Regions from separate parts of the Homo sapiens genome. Here all the other regions are linked to region 3. Evidence: chromatin loops called from intact Hi-C (ENCODE). Cell type or tissue: CD4-positive, alpha-beta T cell. All regions are shown on one strand. Region 1 holds the start of LOC105375330 (a long non-coding RNA gene). Region 2 holds the start of LOC124901657 (a long non-coding RNA gene). Region 3 holds the start of LOC124901653 (a long non-coding RNA gene). Region 4 holds the start of ZNF727 (zinc finger protein 727). Region 5 overlaps LOC105375322 (a long non-coding RNA gene).

Evidence for each region. Peaks named below come from ENCODE experiments on the same cell type or tissue, not always from the same donor. Only the 100,000 strongest peaks of a DNase experiment are listed, where the experiment ranks them.
Region 1: a loop joins it to region 3, with 4 times the contacts of the local background. A loop is called at or near these places in 3 of 110 quality-filtered maps.
Region 2: it touches region 3 in a loop (6-fold over the local background); 9 of 110 quality-filtered maps call a loop at or near these places.
Region 4: it touches region 3 in a loop (2.3-fold over the local background); 8 of 110 quality-filtered maps call a loop at or near these places.
Region 5: it touches region 3 in a loop (8-fold over the local background); 15 of 110 quality-filtered maps call a loop at or near these places.

The regions. Positions count from the first base shown.
Region 1 is chr7:65,036,208-65,040,207 of GRCh38, forward strand. LOC105375330 (a long non-coding RNA gene) reads right to left here and starts at 2,054. Exons shown (of 6, transcript XR_927607.1): 1 at 1,987-2,054; 2 at 513-719. It also overlaps the pseudogene LOC441241 and the pseudogene CCT6P3. RefSeq lists a silencer at 1,785-2,094. In CD4-positive, alpha-beta T cell, no CTCF peak of the experiment used is centred here; DNase peaks (open chromatin) are centred at 496, 1,954 and 2,784; H3K4me3 peaks cover 1,188 bases.
Region 2 is chr7:64,567,056-64,571,055 of GRCh38, forward strand. LOC124901657 (a long non-coding RNA gene) reads left to right here and starts at 1,620. Exons shown (of 2, transcript XR_007060357.1): 1 at 1,620-1,913. It also overlaps the pseudogene LOC100133092 and the pseudogene LOC100129293. In CD4-positive, alpha-beta T cell, a CTCF peak has its summit at 2,464; DNase peaks (open chromatin) are centred at 2,526 and 3,166; H3K4me3 peaks cover 1,202 bases; H3K27me3 peaks cover 226 bases.
Region 3 is chr7:63,924,784-63,928,783 of GRCh38, forward strand. LINC02848 (long intergenic non-protein coding RNA 2848) reads left to right here. Exons shown (of 7, transcript NR_186803.1): 7 at 268-419. LOC124901653 (a long non-coding RNA gene) reads right to left here and starts at 3,131. Exons shown (of 2, transcript XR_007060341.1): 1 at 1,071-3,131; 2 at 1-384. LOC105375318 (a long non-coding RNA gene) reads left to right here and starts at 1,122. Exons shown (of 4, transcript XR_007060342.1): 1 at 1,122-1,197. RefSeq lists an enhancer at 1,504-1,563. In CD4-positive, alpha-beta T cell, no CTCF peak of the experiment used is centred here; DNase peaks (open chromatin) are centred at 1,308 and 1,618; H3K4me3 peaks cover 2,168 bases; H3K27ac peaks cover 1,649 bases.
Region 4 is chr7:64,043,781-64,047,780 of GRCh38, forward strand. It overlaps ZNF727 (zinc finger protein 727), which reads left to right and starts at 1,654. Exons shown (of 4, transcript NM_001159522.3): 1 at 1,654-1,844. The coding sequence starts at 1,842. In CD4-positive, alpha-beta T cell, no CTCF peak of the experiment used is centred here; a DNase peak (open chromatin) is centred at 1,621; H3K4me3 peaks cover 645 bases; H3K27me3 peaks cover 190 bases.
Region 5 is chr7:64,304,991-64,308,990 of GRCh38, forward strand. LOC105375322 (a long non-coding RNA gene) reads right to left here. Exons shown (of 5, transcript XR_927582.2): 1 at 2,508-4,000. Among named protein-coding and RNA genes, the nearest start is that of ZNF736, 7.0 kb to the right of the region's middle. RefSeq lists enhancers at 1,943-1,992, 2,783-2,942. In CD4-positive, alpha-beta T cell, no CTCF peak of the experiment used is centred here; DNase peaks (open chromatin) are centred at 1,761 and 2,411; H3K4me3 peaks cover 1,649 bases; H3K27ac peaks cover 1,608 bases.

The DNA.
Region 1 (4,000 bases), 1.1 Mb after region 3:
AGCATGGGCTGGACCTAGGAACTATTTTCTTTTTCTTTCTTTCTTTCTTTTTTTTCTTCTTTTTTTGAGATGGAGTTTCTCCTTGTAAGCCAGGCTGGAGTGCAATGGTGTGAGCTCGGCTCACTGCAACCTCCACCTCCCAGGTTCAAGTGAGTCTCATGCCTCAGCTTCCCAAGTAGCTGAGTTTACAGGCATGTGCCACCACATCCAGCTAATTGTGGTATTTTTAGTAGAGACGGGGTTTCACCATGCTGGTCAGCTGGTCTCGAACTCCTGACCTCAGGTGCTCTACCCACCTCGGCCTCCCAAAATTCTGGGATTACAGGTGTGAGCCACCATGACTGGCTGGACCTAGAGACTATTTTCTAAGTAGCAATAGACTACGTAAAAGTGATGGGATGTCACTTCTGGGATTAGGTTTCAAAAAAGGACTGTGATCTCACTCTCATTTTCTTTTTCTGTCTCTTCCTCTTTCTCCTCCCTCTCCCCGGGGTAAGCCTGCTGCTTCTTACCAAGAGGTGGAAGTGGACAGGAAATGATGTCTCCAGCCAACAGCCAGAGAGGACCTCAGGCCTGCCAGCAGCAGTGGAAGTGAGTTTGAAAGAGGATTCTGAAGCCTTGAGAGAGCTGCAGCCCTGGCTGACAGCTTGATTGTATCCTCATGAGAGCCTGAGCCAGAGGACACAGCTAACCTCACCCAGATTCCTAGCCCATGGAAACTGTGAGGGAAAAAAAAGTTTATTGTTTATTAACTGCTAAATTTGGGGTGATTTTTACCCAAGAATAGATAACGAATACAAGGATATTGCTTATTACTCAAAATCACTATATAAAGCCCCTGAAAAATTGAAAGCTGCAACCAGGGAAACACTGAAAATCTCCAAGAACACTGTGTTTCTTCTTAAAGACAGTGAGAAAAAGCACATACATCTGTTTTCCTTTTAGTGTTGGCCACCAGGAAGCTCAGAGCCAAATTTATGATGCAATTTTAATAACTATGTAAGCCCCTATGGCCTGCTTATCTGTGTTCTTATTCCTGGCCTTTCATTTTATTCTGACTTTTCTTTTTCTTCATCCTGATTGTATTAGCTCATCTTTATTTTTCTATATTATATGAGTTATGGTAAGCAACTTCAAATTCAGCTTACGGAGAAGCAAGGCATTCGTAAATCTTTTTTTTTTTTTTTTTTTTTTTTTTCTGAGACTCTTACTCTATCGCCCAGGCTGGAGTGCAGTGGCACGATCTTGGCTCACTGCAACCTCCACCTCCCGGGTTCCAGCAATTCTCATGCCTCAGTCTCCCGAGTAGCTGGGATTAGAGGCGCCCACCACGACACCGGGCTAATTGTTTTTGGTTTGTTTTTTGTATTTTTAGTAGAGACGAGGTTACACCATGTAGGCCAGGCTGGTCTTGAACTCCTGACCTCAAGTGATCCACCTGCCTCGGCATCCCAAAGTGTTGGGATTTGGCGTGAGCCACTGTACCCGGTCCATGAATCATTTTTTAAAAATAGTTTTTAAATTTAAAACATAGTTTTGCACATTAAAAAAAAAAGTTTTGCACAGGTCGAACAGAGTGTCCCCGGAGGTGGTGGTGGGAAGATCAGGTCATAGGTGTGTGTCTCTGGAGCTCCAAGCACTGGCCAGGGTTGATTTGGATTGGGTCAGAAAAATACAACGAAAAAAGGAAAAAGGATGGCAATTGATTGCCATCCCCAGAGGGAGGGGCCGAGGGTTCGCCCAGTCACCCACAGTGGCATCCTTGCAAGGTGCTAGTTGCACCGCTCCTCTAAGTCCCTCCCGCACTGGCGCGCTCGGCCCCGCCCCTACCCTGCCCCGCCCCTGCCCCACCCCTTTCTCCCCCGGGCTCCACCCCTCGCGCGCGTCGCCTCAATCTCCGCCCGCAGATCCGGCCTCCCCGGCGGTTGCGCACTCCGCCCCCACCCTCCGCGCCCGCCCGCTCTTTCCCCGCCCCGTCCAGCTCACTCCTTTCGGGGCGGTTGGGCCGCGCGCCTGTGGGGGCGGGGCCCGGAGCAGGCGACCGAGCCAATGGGGCGCGGCGGCGGCCGCGGCAGCTGGGTCGGGTCCCGACGGGCGGCGGCGGCTGAGGTGGAGGCGGAGGGAGGCGGTGGAGGCGGAGGGAGGCGGTGGCGGCGGCGGCAGGATGGCGACGGCCGTCCTGCTGAGCGTGTCGGTGCCGCGGTGGGAGCGGGTGGCCCGGTATGCAGTGTGCGCTGCCGGAATCCTGCTCTCCATCTACGCCTACCATGTGGAGAGGCAGAAGGAGCGGGACCCCGAGCACCGGGCCCTCTGCGACCTGGGGCCCTGGGTGAAGTGCTCCGTCGCCCTTGCCTCCAGGTAGCCGGCTTTGGGGAGTGGGCCGGGAGCGGCCGAGCGGGGCAAGGGCGGAGTCTCGGGGTGGGGAGCGCGCGGCGGGAGCTCAGGCCTGGGGGCGGCGGGGACCGGGCCGCTGGGGAACTTACGGGGTCGGGTCGGGGCCGGGTGGGGGGTGGCGGCGGGGCGCTCCTGCCCGGGGGGCGGCATGAGCCCAGGCCGCGGGGCGGAGGTGGCGGGGCCGCGAGGCAGCCGGGGAGGGATGAGGTGGCAGAGTGCAGCCGGGAGGCCGGGGCGGACGCGGAGCGGTCGGGTGGGCCGGGGCCGGGCTGGGCAGGAGCGCGAGGGGGCTGCGGAGGGTGGGTGCAGGCTGGCTTGACAGGTTTCCTGGTTCTCGGGAGGCGGGCCGGGGGTGTGGGACCTTGTCCGCCGCACCCGTGAGACCAGCGGCAGCGGGCCTCTTGTTCCCCCGATCGCTGCAGCCGAGGCTTTGGGGCCGGCGCGGAGACGGGGTTGCCTTTCCCACTGTTTTCCTGGTGCTAGGACAGGTGTTTCCGTGGTCAGGCCTCTTTGCACTCCAGCGCTAGTGAGAATTTGCAGACTTACTGGGACGGTGACATTAGCTGGCAAACACAAATTTGACCCTACTGTGGAAGAAGATACCAGCACTTAACATATCTGATTTCTTGGATTCCCTCTCGTATGTTTCAGTGTGCCAGGAGAAGGAAATGGTCTGAGTTTGGGTCTAGTTTAAGCTTCATTGGAGTAAAGGACAAGTATGTTATGTATATGGCGGTGTTTTAGGCATTGGGATGACTTTTAAACGTTGTTGCCTATTAGTATAATAGGATACCCACAACAGATTAAAAACACACCCTTTGCTAAACTGGAGCGATTGGTTTGTGTTACTCATCATTTTAGTTTTTTCTTTAATGTTGTAATTGGTTTGTCTGTTATGTTTTATTTTAATGCATTACATTTTCCTAGGCAAGTTACTTTGAAAAAGGGGGGAATTTACTTTTAAAAGTGGCTGCTTTTTTTTTAATGGGGCGATTAAAAACATAAAAGTCGAAGGAATGATTTCAAAATGGATAGGTTACGATTTTAATAGAGACTATGTCTGATATTTAGATGTTTGTTAACAGTAGTCACATTTGAGCGATTTCTTCCCCTCCTGTTGATTGGTAAATTGGTATATATCAGAAATGTATAGCTCACTAGTTTATTTCAACTCATATATTGTTGATTACATGAACAAGGTAGCATTGGAGTTTCTCTTGTTATTGGTTACAAACTTCAGGGAACTGATCTTTCCACTTAGCCTTTTTCATGGACCAGATACTCTGTCTCATTTGCTCTTAAACCAAAATCCTTTCGCTTTTTAGAGGGGAAATAATTATCATAGGGCCAAATGGAACATTTTAAAAATGCATTTAAAATGTAGGTATCAGTTTACAGGGGAAAATGCATAGATGTGACAAAAAGCTCACATTTGTTGTTGGTTATTCAGAACAAAGTTAATAGGCTGATTAGACTCTCAGATACGCTTTGAGAACCATTGAGTGTCTTTTATGCAAACATTGTTATGTTATTTCCACTTTCAGAAAGGACTTTTAAACTTACAAGTACCTTCCACCCAAAGTTAGTTGAATGAATAAATATTTAA
Region 2 (4,000 bases), 640 kb after region 3:
TCTTGTTGCCCAGGCTGGAGTGCAATGGCATAATCTCAGCCCACTACAACCTCCGTCTACTGGGTTCAAGCAATTCTCCTGCCTCAGCCTCCCAAGTAGCTGGGATTACAGGCATGCACCACCACACCCGGATAATTTTTTTTTTATATTTTTAGTAGAGACAGGGTTTCTCTATGTTGGTCAGGCTGGTCTCGAACTCCTTACCTCAGGTGATCCACCCACCTCGGCCTCCCAAAGTGCTGGGATTACAGGCGTGAGCCACCACACCAACCAGTGGTTTCTTTTATTGAGATTCACGGTGCTTCTGGGAAGCCATGAATGCAACCAAATCAGATTCCTCTTGACCATCTCCTCTTCCTCTGAATCTTGATCTTACACATGCACTCATCACTGCAACTAGAAGACAGTGAACTGAAGACCACCAAGTCTCAGTCTCAGGTGAAAGAGTCTCAACCATTGGAATGCAAGCCACATCTAGCCTGTGTGAACATAATTTTTTTTTTTTTTTTGAGATGGAGTCTCCCTCTGTCGCCCAGGCTGGAGTGCAGTGGCGCAATCTCGGCTCACTGCAAGCTCTGCCTCCCGGGTTCCCACCATTCTCCTGCCTCAGCCTCCTGAGTAGCTGGGACTACAGGTGCCCGCCACCACGCCCGGCTAATTTTTTGTATTTTTAGTAGAGACGAGGTTTCACCGTGTTAGCCAGGATGGTCTCTATCCCCTGACCTCGTGATCTGCCCGTCTCGGCCTCCCAAAGTGCTGGGATTACAGGTGTGAGCCACCGCACCTGGCCGTGAACATAATTTTTTTTTTTTTTTTTGGAAAAAGGCATTTATTGGTGTGGTGGTCTCAACAATCCCCATGAATTGGAACACACAGCCCCCAGGGCCTCCCACCCCCTCCCTAGAATCCCTCCCCAGTCCCACCCCATCCCCTGGACCCTGGGAATGGAAGACAACGTGGGATGGGGCCCATGCCCCCGTCTGAGGTACAGTCACTGAGCCTTGCCCTCTCCTCTTCTCCACCAGACTCTGAGTGGTGTGGTTTGGGGTGGGTGTTTATATAGAGGGTCTCGTGGGAGTCGGAGTTGGTGACATGGCATCTTTATCTGGGCTCAGGATGTCTGTGTGATGCCTCTCTGTCCCCCACTTTGTGTGGTGTGGTGTACCAGGGCGGAGTATTCCTACAATCAGAGCTGAGGCTGCAGCCTCTCAGCGTCCCTTCCTGACAACAGATGCCTACCCAGGGGGAAATACAGCTAGTCACCAGCTACAGGACAGCTGGAGCCAGGGGGCTATTGCTGGTCACAGTCGCTGGTGTGTGTGTGTGTGGTGTGTCTGAGTGTGTGTGAGGGCGGTCAGGTAGCCTTTGGGAAGTACAGTTGGTGGAGAGGCCAGGAAGTGATAGACCAGCAAGCCCACACCTGTGGGCCAGCTGCAAAGGCCCCAGGGGCAGCTGGCTGGTTCCGCAGGTGGGGAAATCAAGGCCAAGGGGAGTGGTGGCAGGGGTAAGGCAAAGCACTGAAACAGACAGGTGACTCCTGCCACCAGTCTGACAGTTGGATGGAAGCACCGATTGGCCCAAGAGGGGGCCAGAAAATCCAGGGTGGGTAGGGACAGGAAAAGTGGGAAGGTCTCAGGCCACTGAGCCAGCGATGGAGCCTCTGGCTACAGGAAGCTGGTGGTTGACAGCAGGGAAGCCCAGAACCCAGATGGAGGTCCCCCACTTACTCGCAAAGGCTGAATGACAGCTTGACAGGTGAGTGCGATGCCCCTCCCCACTCCCAACCTGCCAGGAGTTGTCCTTTCGACAGGGGGAGGGGTCAGTGTGCCTGCATATATTGGGGAAGCAGGGAGCCTGGTAAGCCTCTCTTCACAGCTTCCACTGCAGAGCCTCATACCTACCTCCAGCCAGAGGTGAGAGGCAGTAGGGTTGGGGACAGTGGACATGGGGGTTTCGGGGGTGGGAGGACGGTTGAGTCCCTTCCCCCAGCCCACCCACACACACACACACAGAGACACAGACACCTACACACGCATGCAGGCTTACACTCACACACCCACACCCACACAAGCCTGTTGACAGCCTGAGCTAAGAGAGAGGGGTATGGGGTGGCGGGAGTGGGTCACAATCGGAAACGTGAACGGGTAGCGAGAATGGCTGTAGAAAGATACATAATTTTGCGTTACCCCTCACAGTGATGGGTTCTCTAAAGATCTTTCTTCCTCTGCCTCCTCCTCTTTCTCCTCTTCTCTTCTTCCTTGGTGGCCGAGAGCCCTTCTGCCCCCACGAGACCCAGGGCTCTTGCTCCCCCTTTTCTCTCACTCTTGGCCTGAGGCCCCCTGCAGGGGGAGGCGAGCTCCACTGGGTTGCGCCTACATTCTCCACCACAGCCAGCCCAGGGCGGAGAGGAGGGCCAGGGGCCCTGGGGGCCTCGGGGCTGAGTTCTCCAGGGATCCTGGGCACAGGAGCCGCATGGAGGCGCTGGACGCTCCCAGCCGGTTGGCGGCGCAACACGTATAGTTGCCGTAATGCCGGGCGCTCATGTTGGCAAAGAGAAGCATCGAGCGAGTGCGCTCCATCTGCACCTTCAGGCCCTCGGCCGTGCCGCTGCTCAGTAGTCTGTCATCCTTATACCACTGGAAATCCGCGGGGGAAACCGCCATGGCTTCGCAGCGCAGTAGGCGGCCCGGCCCAGCGCGGTGCGGGCGCTGGTCACGTCCGTGATGGTCGGAGGATAGTTGACTGTGACCAGCACGCGGCGGCTGTCGGGCGCCGAGTTAACCCCGTTGTGAGTCACGCACTCATACTCCCCGGCCTGGCCCCGCAGGATGTCAGAGATCTCCAGGATCTCTCCCTCCGAGGTGAAGCCGTCTCGGAGCTGTCTCCAGGTGACCGTGGGCTCTGGCCGCCCCACGGCCAGGCAAAGCAGGTTCACATTACCTCCCTCATTCACCATCACAGGCGACGAGATGTTCACAACGCGGGCAGGGACGTGGACAATGAGGTAGACCTGAGTGGTGTACGGCTGGTGGCGGGTCTGGAAGGAGCAGGTGTAGAGGCCCTCGTCGCCGAGCCCCACCTCGGTGACGAGGATGGAGAACTCCTCGGGGGTGTTGATGAGCAGCCGCACCCGCGGGTCCCTGGTCCTGCGGTCGTTGCCGGCGTACAGGATGTTGGAGCGGTTCAGCCAGGCCACGCGGGTCACATGCTCGTCCATGAAGCAGCTGAGGGTGGCGTTGTCACCTTCACACACTGTGTAGTTGTCGGCAGGAGAGTTGAACTCCAGCCTCTGGGAGAGCAGCCCCCGGCTGATGACGGCCAAGCCGGCCAGGGCGGCGGCGGCGAGAAGCCGGAGCCGGGCCCCGGGCGCAGCGGGGGGCATCGCGGCAGAGGCGGCACGGAGGGGGAGGGGAAAGGGGGGGCCGGTCCGGGGCGCGCGAGGCCTGGGGGGAGAGGGGCAAGGGGGAGGGGGAAGGGGGAGGGGGACCCCGCCTGCGGCTGCACCGGCCCGGGGTCGGGGGAGGGGGCTGGGGGGCGCGATCCATAATTTTTAAAATCAAACAAAAGTGGCTTTAGTGTGTTTAAATTGTTGTGCATTGAATGAAGTATATCCTGTCACCATCTGTAACCTATCCCACCTTAATCAAGGCTGCAGGTAACAAATGGTAATAATACATTATTGGGTAACATAGTAAAATGACATCTCTAGTAATCCCTTTTCCCAGTGCCTTTAAACTTCAAATAATTTGAAGAATGTTGTTCTCATAGATAACAACTTTATTTTTTCTATTATTTTTGTAGCTACAGGGCTATAATCTTAGTTATTATAAACACTTATTCAGAAGGATTTAATCATTCTTGGATCTTTCAAAGTTGAAAATACTTTAGTATATTTATGCTGATTGGAACCATTTACAATTAACATGTAATAAAGCATAAAGTCATTATCCAATTTTTCTAATTAATTAGCTTGTAGCAGATGACCATAAGAAATATTTAT
Region 3 (4,000 bases):
TATTCAAAAGGTGAGCACACTTCAAAAAGAAAATACACATAAAACCATACCAAGGCCCTATTAGAAGACTGGCAGGGCAGGGTTTTCAAGGGACTTGCTATGATTTCTCATTTTCACTATTTATAATAATGGACAATATGCTCTCCTTAGAGTTTTCTTCCTGCAGAAAGTCTGTTACGTCAGGTGCAGATGACTTTTTAGTCTAGTTTTCAAGGTTTAATTTCTTAACTTGGAAATCAATTAAATTTGTTTCTTAAAATCTTGCAGTAAAACTGATGCTCCAGAAAGATGCCCAGGGAGATTCTGTCCTGCTGCGTCCGCACTGTACAGAACTGACGCTGTGCCTACGCCCGTTTCAGAAGCGTGGAGTACTTAAGAGTTAATCTAAAAAAGCAAATATAAAAATGGATTCAAAAAAATGATCACTGTTAAGTTCCACCGGCAAAGTCTTAAAAGCGGTACCAAAGGGAGTATTTAAAAAGGGATAAAGTTTTTCCAGGGAACCCTATTCAGGGCAGAAACACAGACACTGTCCAAACCTCACCACACAAACTTCTCTCACGTGTTGGGAGGGACCAAGGCGCTCAGGTCCTGCACCTGCGTTAATTACGGCAGGCAGGTCCACACCAGGACCCCGGGGCCTGGGAACCAGCCTGTGTGGGGGGGCAGAGAAGTGGTGGATGTGGCTCGCAAAATGTCCCTTTCTCCTGGGACATTTTCTCCTCTTTATCACAGTGACAGGAGCGTCTGTGTGCGAGGCCTGACCCAGACGCCGGCCATGCAGCCAGCCCGGGGTCCAATAGGTGCATCTGGGGAGCAAAGGGAGACCGAAAAAAAGGTGGTTTTCAAAAGTGAAGTGCCAGGTTACCAGAGACTGGGCACCTTCACATGAGGCAGCAAACAACGGTTTAGGACACTCACGAGGAAGCTTCCGTCGCCGGACCAAGGGGCAGCACTGCGCATGTAGCCAGGGGAGGAACAATAGAGGGTGGGGCTAAAAGGAGAGGCCCCTCAGTGGGAACGGGTGGGGTCGACCCGGCGGGGGGGGGGTGGGGTGAAACGAGCGTTACCATGGCAACCCTGCGGCGGAAGCTCTGAGAAGCTCTTGGCCTCTACCGGTTCTGCGAGAAAGTAAACTTTGGGCACGACAAGTCATGAAGTCGGCACGTTGGGGAGACACCGTGTCACAATGACAAGGTGAGATCAGCTGCCCCGGCCAAGCTGTCTCCTCGAGTGCAGGAGAGGTTTGTGAACAGCCAAGCTTCCCTCCGCATGGCGGAACTGCACTGGAATCCTGAAAGAGCTCGGTGCAGAACGGCCCTTTGCTGGGAATGATGGGAGCTGTAGTCTCTTATCCGCACCCAGGTGTTAGTTGTAGGTTTACAAGACTACAATCCCAGCACGAAACAGGATTGGGAGTGGTACAGATCCCTGGAGGGAGACATAGCGCGGTGCGCTACTGCAGGGTATTTGGCAGGAGTAGTGTCTTAGCCGCTTCCGGCCGTTGGTCGCAAGGCTGCGGGACTACAATCCCAGCATGCAACGGGAGTGGGGTTGGTGAGGACACCTGGGGGGGCAGCGCGGGGCGCGCCTCGCCAGGCATGCTGGGAGAAGTAGTTTCTTCACCGCTTTCGGCCGTTGTTCGCAGGGCTGCGAGACTACAATCCCAGCATGCAAGGGGAATGGGTTGGTGATGATACCTGGAGAGGGCGGTGCGCGCCTCGTAAGGCATGCTAGGAGGAGTAGTTTCTTTTTTTGTTTTTTGCTTTTTTCTTTGAGACAGAGTCTCGCTCTGTCGCCCAGCCTGGAGTGCAGTGGCGCGATCTCGGCTCACTGCAAGCTTGGGAGGAGTAGTTTCTTAACCGCTTTCGGCCATTGGTCGCAGGGCTACCGGCCTACAGTCCCAGCAAGCGCCGGGCTCGGGGGTGGTGCGCAGCCTCAGAGGGAGGAGCTGGGCCGTGTGGACCTCTCTGCTTCCAAACCTACGCTGGCCCCTCAGTCTGTGCCACCCTGGCTAAGGGGATTGAGTCCGGAGAGGGACTTGAGGGGTAGGTCGGTGCTGGGCAGTGAGGAGGGTGTGATGCTGCGAAGTGCATCTCGCCTTTGCCCAAATCGGACGGGTCTCAGCCTCACTCCATCTCCCGCTGCTCAGCTCGGTTTCCCTCAAAAGCGTCGCGCCTCCTCCAGCCCAGGGAGCCGCCTGCTCTCCTAAGCTGCTGTGGAACTGGCCTGAGGTCCCAGACGCTGTCCATTGTGCTGCTGCCCTCTACACCCTCCAGCCAGAGCGCCAGTTCACCCGCTTTTGGGAGAACTCTGCCGCCTGACCTGTCCGCGGATAAGGTCACAACTTTGCAGGGGGGTGACATGGGCTGTGGCTTCCTGGAAATGTCACCCTCACCAGCAACTTTTACATAGTTGTGAATTATGAAACATGAGGGAGGGTAATTATTGGTTTACCCAGGCGATGTTAAGAGCAGAGGAGAAAACCCTAATTTCCAGGCATGTGTCCTGAGCCAGGGACAGGTTAGCCAGACCCTGCTCCCCCAGTGCCGCCAGAGAGCAGCCTACTGCCCTGGTTTCTGTGGGAGTCCCTTCATGCTGCTGGGCCTTAGCCTCAGGGACAGCTCAGTCAGGTGACGGTGGGGATTACCCATGGGCTTCTGGAGCTGGGCCGGTGGTCCTAGAAGGGCCGTCCCATCCCCCTTGGAGAGGGTCTTTGTGCTGAGGGATGCCCACAGAGGCCTGGATACCAGGAACACTGCTCCAGGCCAGGGGCCTTTCTTCCAGATTTGGCTGGAAGGAAGGAAGACTTCGTCAGCTTTTCTACCCAGCTCATCTGGCCCTTGCAGGGCTGCACCCCATGGAACTGGGTTCCTGGAGTCCTCGAGGGCTTTGTGTGGCCCACTTGTTCTGATACTGAGGACACCCCTACAGGCTGTTAATTTCAGAGTAAGGGGTGTGTGCAGACTGTGGCATGGGTGCTGTCAGGGCATCCCAGGCTGCTCCGGGGACAGCACCCCAGTGTTCAACTTGGCTCAGGGCTTCCTGCCTCACACCCTTTCCCCAGGGATGTTTGGCCTGGGCTCCAGCCCTGGTCCAGAACTCAGCTGGGAAGGGCTGTAACTCTCACCTCACCCTCTCGCCACCTAATATAAGGGCCTGACTCCACAATGGGTGAGACTCCCCCTCACACTGGTCTCTTCAGCCGTGCAGGGCCATCCACTCCATGCTGCGAGTTCCCACACTGAGCTGAACTGTGTTCTGGCTCTGGGCTGGGTTCTCCTGTGCCCTTTCCCTGAATCCTCTCTGGGTCTGAGAGACTGATTCTCTCTACTCCCTGGCTTAAGTCTTGACATCCTGGGAGGGGTTCTCAGAAGTGAGGGGCTCCTGCTGCTCTCTGGGTCTGTTGGTACTCACAGGTGTGGGTGTTGGCTTGCACTGAGAAGTCCAACCCTTCCAGTGCCCTTCAGGGGTCCTTCCAGAGCAGGAGTGGTAGGGCGTGGGGGAGTGCCTTAGAGGGATCTTGCCCTCATCCTCTGCCCTGTCTATGAGATGTGTCCAGTAAACCGAAGGTCAGCACCTCAGGAATGAAATGTCTTTTGCAGAAACTTGAATGAAGCTGGAGGCCATTATTCTAAGTGAAATAACTCAGGAATGGAAAATCAAATACCATTATTTCTCACTTATAAGTGGGAGCTAAGCTATGCGTATGCAAAGGCATACAGAGTGATATAATGGACTTCGGAGACTCACAAGCAGAGGATGGGAGTGGATGGGGGTGAAAAAACTACCTATTTGGTACAATATATACATTATATACTACTCAGGTGACAGGTGCACTAAAATCTCAGAATTCACCACTATACAATTCATCCAGGTAACCAAAAACCACTTGTACCCTAAATGATACTAAAATAAAAATTATAATAAAACAACCATAATAAAATTAAAATTATATAATTATAAACAAAAATTATAATAAAAAGCTTTTTTTTCTTAA
Region 4 (4,000 bases), 120 kb after region 3:
TGTGCCATCGGGTGGTGATGGGGATGAGTATCCAATTTTGGGTGTCCATTCAAGGCCTGTCCCCTGAAGTCTCATAATCCCCTGTCTCCTGGACCCTCCTATCTACATCTTCCACTTGAAAAAGCCAAAGACACTCAGCTGCCTCTCCCCAACTCTCTCCCCTCCTCCTAGCTGGCCTCCAAAAACATGAACCCCCATGTTCCCATGTTAACTCTGTGGTGAGATTTTTACAAGTCACAATGTTATGTGGTCCCTGCCCCCACTATTTCCCAAATCCAGCTCTTCCAGGCTTTTACTCAGATTTGTCTTATAGAGGCATTTCAGGGACTGTTGCCACAGGAGGGAAGGGCTACGGGAGAAAGGCCCCTTGCTCTTTTGATGTGGAGGCCTCCGGCTGTGAGGGAGGAGCTCTTCCCTCTGACTCCCTGGAGCTCCTCCCCATCACAGGGACACTGCCTTTTTGCTGCTTTAGCCTCATCTGGCCTCTCTGTGGTTTCGTCTCCAGGGTGGCCAACGTGGATGTCTTCATCTGCCAGAGTCAAAGAAAAGGTCAGTGATACTATGCTCCCTTCACCCAGTTATGCCCAGTTACACTGACCTGGTATCCTGGATAACTGGTGTGAGTAAGCTGGTCCAATGCTCCTGTCATCTCCAGTAAGTTCTGATTCTAGATTGACTCCCTGCTCCAACACTCCCTGTATGTGGAACCTTGGGCATGCAGCCAGGCCTCCCTGAGACTGTTTTCTCAACTTGAAAGTGTGATGGGAACCACCTACCTCACTGGGCCTTGTGAGGACTCAGTTATATGTAGCTGTCACCATTGTTCTCATCATCTCAGGAAGAGCCAGGCACAAGCACTCTCAAAGTTCTTTTCTCCTTTGAAGCTCATCATTAGCCCCTCTCAGTCTCATCATCCCTACATTTTTTGGATAAGAAAACAGAGGCCCAAAGAGGGCAGTGACTTGCCCAGGGCCCTAGAGAAGAGGCCGGCTCCTTCCCACACCTGGAGGCACTGACCCAGCTGACTTTACCCCACAGCCCAGCACTATCCCTGACTAGGGTCCCATCTTCGTTCTCCATGCTTGTTTAGGTCCTCAGGCAGGCTCAGCTTTGGTGGGAAAGAAACAGGGTGTTTTGGGAGGTCTGGGTGAGTGGCACTAACCAATCTGCTAGGCCCTCACCTCTCAGTCTCACTGAGACACTCCATTAATTGGAAGCAGACCCAAAATTGCTTCACAGACTGAAGGTGATAATTGTCTGCAGCCAGCTGGTGCAGCTGCATCTCCTGGAGGACTTTGATCTCCTGCAACTAAAGGGAAAGACAGGATGCTGAGACAGGGCCTGCAGCATACACATAACTATAATTCAGAAATTGATATACACACACGTAAATATAATCAGAAAGTGATATAATCTTATATACAACGTTAAATACAAATGTCCCTCAGGCAGGGCCAGGCCCCCAACACAAGGAGAAATCGCTGCCTGAACATGCTGCAGGCAAAAACCTGTCACTCTTTCCTCATTCAGCCCAGTGTCTCATTACATCTCCTGTCGATCAGGGTCTAAATGTGTGGGGCGGAGAACCCCAGCCAATCAGTGGTGCTAGCGTGAAAACTGCCCAATCAGGTGCGCAGCTAGAGAGGAAGAGGCGGGCTCTTCAATATGGCAAGGCCTTCGTCTCCTAGCTTCTAGGCTCTGAGTCCAGTACCCGTCTGTACTATTCCATCTCTTCCGCTCCATTAGCTCCTCGGTGACTCCACCATAGCCCCTGTTATCCTGTGACCTGCAGGTACTGGGAGATCCATAGGGAAGAAGGCGGAACATCCGGAGGCTGGGAAATGGTGAGTGCGCGGAGTGGGTGTCCCGAGAAGGGGGAAGAGGCTGTTTGAATCCGGTCGGAACTGGCTGCGGTGGGATCTTGGCCTCGCGGTCAGCTCTGCAGCAGCTCCGAGTCCCCGTGGGCACAGTTCAGTCCTCACTTCCCTCCGTCGCAGATTAGGAGCTGAGCCTGCAGCCAAAACCCGAGCGTCTTGTTTTGTCCATAAACGCGAATTTCTTTCCAGCCCAGAGACTTTTTGGGCAGCTCTGTGTCGCAATCCCGAGTCTCCTCCAGATTGTGCGGGGACGTCATAAGACGAGAATCCTCATTCAGGGTCTGGAGTTCCTCCGTGGAAGAAGCAGTGGGCCTTGGGGTCCCCAGTCCCTCCTTTCTCCTTTTAAAAATTGTGGCTTATTTTATTTATTTATTTTGGAGACAGTGTCTCACTCTGTGCCCAGGCTAAAGTGCAGTGGCAAGATTTCGGCTCACTGCAGCCTCCACCTCCTGGGCTCAGATGATCCTCCCACCCCAGCTCCCCAAGTAGCTAGGACTAGGGAGACATGCGCCGCCACCTCGCCTGGTTTTGTGGTTTTGTTTTTTGTTTGTTTGGTAGAGACGGGTTTTTGCAATGTTGCTCAGCCTGGTCTCGAACTCCGGAGCTCAGGTGATCCGCCCCCCTCGGGCCTCCTAAAGTGCCGGGATTACATGCATGAGCCACTGTCGTAGCCTAAATTGAGGCATCTTTAGGATATAGTTTCGAAGTGTTTTCCAGCCCAACTCTCCTATTTAAATGTAATACCCCATGTTGGAGGTGGGGCCTGGTGGAAAGTGTTTGGATTATGGGCGTGAATTTCTCATGAATAGTTTAGCACCATTCCTCTTGGTATTGACCTCTCGATAGTGACTGAGTTCCCTGAAGTTCTTATTTAAAAGTGTATAGCAACCCCCTTGCCTTCTTTTCAAGCTCCTGCTTCACCTTGCACCAGGATTTTAAGCTTCCTGGGTGGGGCCCCCCCAGAAGCAGATGCTGGTGTTATGCTTTCTGTACAGCCTGTGGAACCATGAGCCAGTTAATCCTCTTTCTTATAAATTACCCAGTCTGAGGCATTTATAGTAATGCCAGAACCGATTAATACAAACAGTTTATTTGCACAAACAGCAATTTATGAATCAGAGAATATCCAACTATGGTTTGGGGGCTCAAAGGAGAGACTTGGAACAAAAGGCTTTTGTAAGAGGTATGAGGAAGCAAACCAGATTCAGTATTTGATTGGTTACAGTTATGTATTGCATTTGCACCCATCCGGTGGAAATGTCCTGGTTATGTACTTAGAGCTTTATTGGCAGCTTGTGGTTGGTTAAGCCTAAGTTTTGTGTTTTTTTTTTTTTTCTCAAAGTTAGTAATTTGTAAGAAATTCTTTCGACGTAGTTAGGTTTCCTTAGGCAGAATCCCAGAGCATCATGGCCATTTCAGCCTAATTGCCAGCTATTTAGTTATTTTAATGCTCTACAGGGTCCTTGGTTTTGTCTGCAATTTTCAAATGTTTGGCAAGCAGGGTCTCAAATCCAAAACTTCTCCCAGCCTAACTGTTATAGGGACTGTAGAAAATTCTACATTTCCAATTTCTTTCCCACATTCCCCAATGCCGACTATCCCTGTCCAGATCACATTATCAACTATTAGTCCTTTATTTAATTTCAAAACGGACGTGGCATTTTAATTGTTTATTTTTGTTTAAGAGAGCAGTAGGTGGCTCTTTTTAATTTCGTCTGTTCGTGAACATTTCACATAACAGGAAAGCAGAGAGTAATCACCTGACGCTCTGCGCATCTCCTCTCATCTTCTCTAGGCACGCGCGCCTTCCCAGCATGTCTTTGGATCCTTTGCAGGGTGATGTGTCCTCAGTCACTCTCCTGTATTTTCCTGGTTCCAAGTATTACAGCTTTCTGGGGATGATCCAAGATACCCACAAGGACCATGTCTCTTGGAGTGTCTAGCAAACATTAGCCCCTGGGTCATCTCCTTTCAGAGAAGAGCCTGAGGTATTGGGTGGAGCCTCTCAGGGGAGCAGCTGGATGCCCTCGTGCTGAGAGCAGTTTCCTGATACACCCTTCCTCTAAAAAGCTAACTGCTTTAACATTAAGATTTTTTTCCCTCTCAACCCTAGCTTTCCTTTC
Region 5 (4,000 bases), 380 kb after region 3:
CTAAATATACAAAAATTAGCCAGGCGTGATGGCAAATGCCTGTAAAGCAAGCTACTTGGGAGGCTGAGGCAGGAAAATTGTGTGAACCCGGGAGGCGGAGTTTGCAGTGAGCCGAGATTGCACCACTTCACTCCAGCCTGGGTGACAGAATGAGACTCTGTCTCAAAGAAAAAAAAAAAAAAGACTAGAGCCCCAGTATTGTGCTGTCATCTCCCTATACTTCCTCATCTTGCCACCTGCATAGATGACACATGGTTTCTCTTCCTTTCTTTACAAAGGCAGTGACGAATCTAGGTGTAATTAATCCTGAAGTGGTAAATTCTTCACAAGTTTCGCAAGTACAGTAATAGATTTCCATGGTCACAATCATGTTTTCCCATTTTTTTTGATAGTGTACCACATTCAGAAATCACAAATGAAAAACTATTGGAATGTGTGACATGAATGAACTATCACTTCCCTGTAGATTAACACCCGGGTTATTACAGATTAGATATAAAAACAAGAAAGCTTGTACCAACTTTCTGAAAGTAACTTTCTTTTTTTTTTTTTTTTTTTTCTGAGATGGAGTCTTGCTCTGTCGCCCAGGCTGGAGTGCAGTGGTGCAACCTCAGATCACTGCAACCTCCACCTCCTGCCTCAGCCTCCCATGTAGCTGAGATTACAGGCACACACCACCATGCCCAGCTAATTTTTGTATTTTTAGTAGAGATGGGGTTTCACCATGTTGGCCAGGCTGGTCTCAAACTCCTGGCCTCAGGTGATCCACACGCCTTGGCCTCCCAAAGTGCTGGGATTACAGGTGTGAGCCACTGTGCCCCGCCAAAAGTAACTGTTTCTGAGTACTTAGTATTTTAGGGACATCAATTATTAAGAGGCTACATGGAAGCAGAAGTGCTCCTGGATGTTTCCACTATCTAGACAGAACATTTCAACAGATCAGTCCCAGCAAGTTCAGTTCCATCCCTGACTGCAGAAGGTCATGAGCTTTCCATCCAAAGCAGAGATGTTAAACCTCACAGGTTCAAATGCCTTCCAAATGATCTACACCTTGAAAGTTGCTCCCACAAAGCTGGAGTGCCATCTGTTCCAGAGAGAGCTGGTCACCATCTATGTCTTTGAGACACTGGCCAGTCAGGTCTAAGGTGAGATGAAGCCATGATCACATGTGTAAAATATCAAAACAATCATTACCTTTAGGTTGATTTTTGGAGGCCTAGCCCCTTAAATGGGTTGGTAAAAATGGCCCACCCAGACACATGCCTGGAAACACTGGGGCTTTCTCCTCTGCTTTTAGCAGATCCCGGGTAAGCCAATAATTACTCTCCCTCATGTCTCGACTTCTACTTCCACGAAAAAGGGGTCAGTGAGGTTGACATTTTCACCAAACCACAGCCCATGTTACCCACTGCAAAGCTCAAGTTGTTTACGGGCGGCCCAGGCAGCAAATTTCTCCCAAATGCTGCTGAACTGGCGCTCTGCCTGGAGTAAGCAGAGGCCGGTGGCACAATGTACAATGTCTCAGACAGCCATCAGGCCAGTTTCTGTAGTAGTTTAGGAAAGCAGGCGGCTCCATGGGCTGAAGGAGGCGCGATGCCATGGAAAAACCAGCGGATAAGGATAAAGAGAGGAAGAGCTGCTCAGCCGGAGGTAGGACCTGCCAGATTTGGGCAAAAGCCCAGATTTATCCCTTATATCTCTCTCCAAACTCACTCCCCATGGAGACAGGGCAGCAGGGGGTGAGCGGGCAGCACTGCTTTGCCAGGTCCACACCACCCTGCCCCTCCCACTGAGCCCGGTGCCTGCTGGAATTGTAGTCCTGCAGCCAGGCGACCAGAGAGCCGGGAGCCGTTAAGAGACTACAACGTCCCCGCACGCCCGGCGAGGTGCGCAGCGCCCTGCCTCTCTTTCTTCTTCTTTCTTCTTTCTTCTTCTTCTTCTTCTTCTTTTTTTTTTTTTTTGAGACAGAGTCTCCCTCTGTCGCCCAGGCTGGAGTGCAGTGGCGCGATCTCGGCTCACTGCAACCTCCGCCTCCGGGGTTCAAGACTGCCTCAGCCTCCCGAGTAGTTGGGACTACAGGCGCCCGCCACCACGCGCGGCTAATTTTTTGTATTTTTAGTAGAGACGGGGTTTCACCGTGTTAGCCAGGATAGTCTCGATCTCCTGACCTCGTGATCCGCCTGCCTCGGCTTCCCAAAGAGCTGGGATTACAGGCGAAAACCACCGCGCCCTGCCGCCCTGCCGCCCTGCCGCCCTGCCTCTCTTTCTAAAGCTATGCCCAAACCCCGAGCCCGGAGCATGCCGGGATTGTAGTCCTGCAGTCCTGCAACCTAGGGACTGCGAGAGGTTAAGAGACTACATCTCTCAGCATGTCTAGCTAGGCGCGCACCGCCGTGTCCCCAGGGCTTCGCACCGCCCCCAGACTTGCGCATGCTGGGATTGTAATACTGTCGCCTTGCCACCAACGGGCTACGAGCGGTTAAGAGACTACAGCTCCCAGGATGTACGGTGATGGCACCCGTTTGGACTCCGCCCCTCTGCGCGTCTAGAGCTGTTCTCCCGTGCGGAGGGGATCCTGGCTGTTCCCAAATCTCGCCTGCCTGCGAGGAGCCAGCGTGGCCCGGGCAGCTGATCTCAACCTGTGATTGTGACATCACCCCTACCTGAGGAAGCCTCTTCCAGCCTGCTCAAGGTTGCCGTAGTTAGGTTTACCCTCCCTTCCTTCCCTCACCCCGTCCTTTCCCTCATCCCTGCCCCTTCCTCTGTCCCACGCGGCTTTCAGACATGCATAGTGCAGCCCCTCAGTAAAGGTGCAGCTAATGGCCCGTGGGCCTAGCAGTTGTCAGGCCTTTTGGGAGCCCATGATGGGAGCTCCCTGGTAAGTGAAACCGTCAATTAACTGCCTAAAATGACAATACCCCGTCTCTGGTATCTTTGCACTTGCCTCTTCAAAGCCACCTTTTCCTTTCTCTCTCTCTGGACTGTCACAGATCCTCCTCTGTACCCCAAGAACACCCCATTGGATTTCCGGGCTGGCTGCTTGGCCTACACACCTGGGTCAGGCCTCTCGCAGGGATGCGCCTGCCACTGTAATAAAGAGGAGAAAACGTCACACGGGAAAGGCCTGACTCCTTCGTACAATCAGAATACTCAACTGCACAGAGAAGGGACCCCTTTAAGCCACTTTGGGAGCCACATCCACCACTCTGTGACTCCCACACAGGCTGGTTCCCAGGTATCAGGTGTCCTAGTGTTAACACGGGCCAAAAGGACAAAACAGGACCCTAGGTCCTTCCCAAAACATTAGGAAAGTTTGTGTACTGAGGTAATGTACAATGTCTTTTTGCCCTGAATAGGGCTCCCTTAAAAACTCTTTTAATAATCATTTTTAAATATATCTCTGGAACCACTTTTAGTAATTTGCTGAAGGAACATAAAAGTAATTACCTTAATTCATGTTTTTCTTTTAGTTTTTCAGATTAACTAAGTAATTCATATTGTACATTTCTGAAATTGAAGTACGCACAGCTTCAATTCTGTGCAGGGAGGATGCAGCAGGAGAGAATATCCTGGGCACATCTTTCTGGAGAATCACTTTTACTACAAGATTTGTAAGAAACAAATTTATTTCCAAGGTAAGAAATTAAAACTCTAAAACAAGGCTAGAAAGTCATCTGCCTTTAATAACCCTTAGTCATCTGTGCCTGATATGTGAGACTTTCTCCAAGATAAATCTCTCAAGGATAACCTATTTTCCATCATTATAATTAGTAAAAATTAGAAATTTTAGAAAGTCAATTGGAAGCCCTGTCCTGCCAGTTTCTTAAATCACAATGTGGCCTTTGTACGATTTTACTTGGATTTTCTTTTTGGAATCTGTTGACTGCTTGGATATAAAATGTGGGGTTTTGACAAATTTTTGCAAGTTTTCAGCTATTGTTACTTTTGCACCCCATTTAATTTTTCTGTCCCTTCACTCTTTCTAGGACACAATCTGCCC